Regions from separate parts of the Mus musculus genome. Here region 1 is linked to region 2. Evidence: chromatin loops called from intact Hi-C (ENCODE). Cell type or tissue: left cerebral cortex. All regions are shown on one strand.

Region 1 (2,500 bases), 310 kb before region 2:
CCTACTTATTTTTGCTCTTCCCTTTTCTCATTCTTTTCTTTTCTTCTTTCCTGGGTATACAGCACACTGTGAGTGAGGAAAGAAAGTGAAAGTCTCTCTCCTCCTTAAATTCCTTCTGTCAGCTCAGAAGTGACAGTGGACGTCCTACCTCACATAGCCTTCATGGCATGGGTGACCTTACCTGGCCCTCCTAGAGGTCAATTTCCACCTTCACTCCAGTCCTTGTTTACATGGTAATTAACAGCCTGTCTGTTGAAGGCTTTGAAGCTCTGAGTCCCACAGCTTCTACAATCTTCTTCGGAAATGTGCAGCAGGGATAATCAACACCTTTTAGATTGACATAAGATCTTTTCACCTTAATGCTTTTGGCATGCTCTCTGAGATGAATTTTCATGAGACTCAATTCTCCATTCTAATTTTCAGAAGAAAAAAAATGGCTTTCTGTTTGAGGCTATTTTAATTGGTGTCTTATGAATCTATCATTTTTATGCTTTTACTTCTTTTGAGGGACTTAGGAATATGTTACTTTGTCTCCTTTTTGGACAAAATCTGAGTAAAACATTAGTAGGCTTATCGAGAATAATAAGTATTTATGACCTGTTTGTCTTGTTTTGGGTTGTCCCTTAATCACTTGGCAAAGGAAGTCGTGTTTATGCTTTATCTTTGTGTGTCCAAGTGTGTGGGGGCCAGAGGAGCCCATGAGATGTCCTACTCCATTACTCTCCACTGTATTCCTTTGAGACAGCATCTCTCTCTGAACCTGGAGCTAGGCGCCTGTCTGTGCTACCACCTACTCTAAAGCTGGGGTTATAAGCTCATGTGTGACCCTGTCCAGCTTCACACATGGGGTTGGGAATTTGAACCCATGCTTGCATGATGACTGTTCTTACCTGGTGATCCATCTTTCCTAGCCTTCTTTATCTTTTAAGAAAATGCTTCTTGAGTCAGGACAAGCATTGAGCATTTGGAGATAACTGTCTATCAAAACCATCACAAGGTAGTTACTAGTTACCATGCATCAGATTGCAAAGGGGGTCTGGCACAGTAAAGGGTAACATTTCTGTCAGAATAACTCAGATTATATTTAGGATATACTCCAAAAAGGATTCAGAAATGATTTTTATGCCCCCACTCCATGGCTGTCCTCTTAGCTGTTTGCCATGACCTCATGGTTATTATCATCACAGGAAAAGTTTGTAGCATCCAGCTGGGGTGGGGTGGGGGTACAAAAATGCAAAAATGGAGCCAGTGAGTTTGTTATAGGCAACAGCAATGAGATTTAAGCTGGAGTGTCCATCGGGGTTTATACTTACAAATGATATTTGTTTCTACATGACAAGGTAGAGATATGCAGAAAAGAAAGCTGCTGTTAAGTTGAGGCAGAACCGCGTATCGCTCTCTTTGCATTCTGTGACAATGCTATTATTGCTAGCTTACACATAGCTGAAAATAGACTCCCGCTCTGCTGCTTTTTCTTAGAAAGGCAAAGAGGATGCATTTATGTTGTATTTTGTTTCAAAATAGGCCTGCATAGATTTCTGATTCTCAGAGGCCTTACAATTTTGCCAACACCACACACACTGTTCTTGTTATTTTTTTATCATGAGGTATATTTATCCAGGAGACATTATTCCATGGTTATTTCTGATTGTGTGTGTTAAAATAGAGCCAGTGCTTTTTAAATTCCTGACTCCTAGTCATGGAGGCAAATGCCTTTAATCCCAGCATTAGGAAGGGAGAAACAGGAGGACCATTGAAAGTTCAAAGCCAGCCTCATCTCCATAGTGTGTTCTAGATAGACAGGGCTACATAGTAAAACTTTACTTGAGAAAGAGAGGGAGGGAGAGAGAGAGAGAGATAGAGAGAAAGAGGGAGGGAGAGAGATTGAGAGAGAGAGAGAGAGAGAGAGAGAGAGAGGACAGATTAAAAGTAAAAATTTCTCACCCCTTTTTTTCTCCTGCCTTAGCATCCCATTTTATAGAGAAGGTAGAACCCACTTCCTAAGTGCTGCCTCTAACACCTGCTTTCAAACATCTTCATTTACCTATGCCCACAGCCAGGCTATCTCCTCCATAGACTTTTTTTTTCTTTTATCCAGCCTTGTTCAATTTAGTGACCTTAAATTACTCAGAAGCTTCATCTTCTCCCTCTTCCTCCCCCCTCTCCCTCTCGCTCCCCCCACTGTGTGTGTGTGTGTGTGTGTGTGTGTGTGTGTGTGTGTGTGCTTCTTTGTTCTCTGTTAACTATATCTAGGTTAAGAACAGCAGTATTCAGCCTTGATCTTTCCCTGTTCCTCTGTGCATAAATATTATGGAGCCTGCTGCATTCTAGCAGCATCTGTGTAGTTTCATATAAGGTGGACTGAGTGACCTCCTCTATTTGTGTATGTTCATCTATTTGTGTTCCTTTGGCTCCTCCTCTGCCTAGTATATTGAGTAAGAAGTTTGGGAGTCTTTTCCAGTTTTGCCTTTGGCTCATGGCTTTGCCATATTTTGCAACT
Region 2 (2,500 bases):
AAAAGAACCTATTTGTTTAATGTGTAATACACAGTAATAGAAACACTCAAAGTGTCTATATATGTGTTTTACATTGACATATATAAAAAAGAAAGAAAAACAAATATGAACCAAAAGAAAGTAGATATAAGGTGAAAGAGAGATAAACAAGATACATGTGGCAAATTAGGAACGTTGGTATCAAATGGCCATAATCCCTAGAGATAAGTAATGATGACAGAGAAAGAAGAAGCAGAGCATGCTACTACATTCTAGTGCGTAGGAATCCTGAGAAAAGAATCTACTAGGTCTCCCCGCCTCTGTGGGTTTTGGACAACATTTTTTTTAGCTGGAGAGTGTGATAAATGTTCATGAAGATAGCCCTGCATCTCCAAGATAAGCCCAAACCTGTTCAGTGTATACACCCTATTATCAAAAATAATTTTAAATGTATACTACATTTTCCAACCTGAACAGTAAGACCACCATGTTCTGGGATTTCTTGGTAGTAAATTTAGGTTTGATGCACCCTTTAATTGGCAACAGTGTTCCCCCAATAGGTCAGGAAGCCAAGACAACTATGACTGAACGAAACAAAGAGTGCAGTCCTCAGCTGATCCATTACTGCATCTTCTCTTATATTCATGCTGAGCATCACTCAGAGACTAGGTCACCTCACCCAAGACCTTGGGCTACAATTATTAGCTAGTTAGCTGCAAATGAATAGCTCCAGGTACCTGTTAGTATAAAGCTGTAGACAGTGAAATGCAGGAATGGGTTGTTTTCTATAATTACATTCTCATCTTGATAACAGGATGGTGCTTTAAAACCATTCAGCTTCTGTTTAAACACCACAAGAAGTCCACTGCCTTTGTAAAGGGGAAAAAACATGGCTGTGCTTGTCCTAGAGAAAGGAGACAAGGAGTCACTAAAGCTGATTATGTTGTGTTTAAGGCGTGTTTGCTCAAATCAAGTGCATGGGGAGTTCTTTCATTTGAAAGACATCTTTTCTACCAGGGGACTGGCCTCAAAATGCGACAACCTGTCTGGAGCGCTTGCCTGGAGACTGAAAGAAAAAGCCTGATGGTGTTTCTGTTTTCCTGCCTTGCCTTTCATGTAGGTGGTGGATTATCTACCTCCTAATGGAATAGGCCGTGGGGGAGATGCATAGCCATATTCTGTGGGTGATGGAGACTAAAATCAAGTTACTATCATTTTATATCCCCCTCAGAGAATAGGATATGATTTTTTTTTTTTTTTTGCTTCAGACTCTACTTGGAAATGACTGCATCGCAGAACGTGTGGTGCGTCTAAAATAACACATCTGTCTACTAGAAGTCAACAGGTCTCCTGTGTGCCTGTGTTGATTTTAAACCACTACAAAGGTGCAATGAAATTGCTTGGAGAACAGAAGAGGAAGCAGAATTCATGCAGAGCACTTTACAAAACCAAACTGAATTTAACTTAGCTATCTCCTAATAAGGACACTTACCATAGACCAGATGAAGCAGGAAGATGCAAACCAATTTCAGTAGTGATAATATGTATTCATCTCTGAGTCCTTAATGGCCCATGAGGGCCTTTGCAAATTTTAGTATATATATTAACTGTAAACTCTAATATCTAGACTGTTGAAATTCATAATGATAATATGTATGCTGACACTTGTCCTGTCCACTCTGTTCAGAAAAAAAAAAGTTGTTTATACCAATTAGTAAACAAGTTATAACTCTTGAGTCACCAAAATCTTGGCAAACATGTATTGTTTTCCTCTTAAATGTATATTAATTACAAATGAATTTTTTATAAGCCTATACTAGGTCCTGATAGAACCTCTACTTAGCAATTGCTACTATTCACTTGGGAAACTGTATTTAAGTAATATATTTAAGATAAAATAATGATTTATCTCCCACATATACATACACACATACATATATACATACATACATACATACATACATACATACATACACATGTAATACATATTGCACACAACCTCTCCAGGATCATTCATTTTTTAATTAGATATTTTCTTCATTTACATTTCAAATGTTATCCCAAAAGCCCCCTGTATCCCCCCCACTCCCCAACCCACCCACTTCTGCTTCCTGACCCTTGTGTTCCCCTGTACTGGGGCATAATTAAGTGACTAATTGCCTTATCAAAAGGTTTACCCAGGATTCTGCTAAAAATGCATATGTCTTTAGTTCCTTTTCTATTCCTGTGATGAAGCACTATGGCAAAGGCAACTTTTTTTAAGCATTTAATTGTGGTCTTGCTTATAGCTTCAACGAGTTCATGCTGTCTGGTGGGGAGTATAATGGCAAGGAGACAGGCAGGCATTTTGTTGAAGCAGAAGCTGAAATTGGGAATGGCATGGGCTTTTAAAACTTCAAAGCCTACCCCCAGTGACACACCTGCCTGAACACAGCCACACCTCCTAATCCTTCCCAAATAGTTCCACTGACTGAAGACCAAATACTCTAATATATAGGCCTATAGGGGACATTCTTATTCA

What was found. A loop is a pair of places that touch in the nucleus more often than their neighbours do. Peaks named below come from ENCODE experiments on the same cell type or tissue, not always from the same donor. Only the 100,000 strongest peaks of a DNase experiment are listed, where the experiment ranks them.
Region 1: it touches region 2 in a loop (6-fold over the local background); 20 of 42 quality-filtered maps call a loop at or near these places.

Annotation. Positions count from the first base shown.
Region 1 is chrX:167,807,716-167,810,215 of GRCm38, reverse strand. All of the region lies in intron 1 of Frmpd4 (FERM and PDZ domain containing 4), which reads left to right. Among named protein-coding and RNA genes, the nearest start is that of Frmpd4, 310 kb to the left of the region's middle. In left cerebral cortex, no CTCF peak of the experiment used is centred here; a DNase peak (open chromatin) is centred at 1,472; H3K27ac peaks cover 625 bases.
Region 2 is chrX:167,500,938-167,503,437 of GRCm38, reverse strand. The region is part of intron 9 of Frmpd4 (FERM and PDZ domain containing 4); the gene reads left to right. Among named protein-coding and RNA genes, the nearest start is that of Prps2, 120 kb to the right of the region's middle. In left cerebral cortex, no CTCF peak of the experiment used is centred here; no DNase peak of the experiment used is centred here.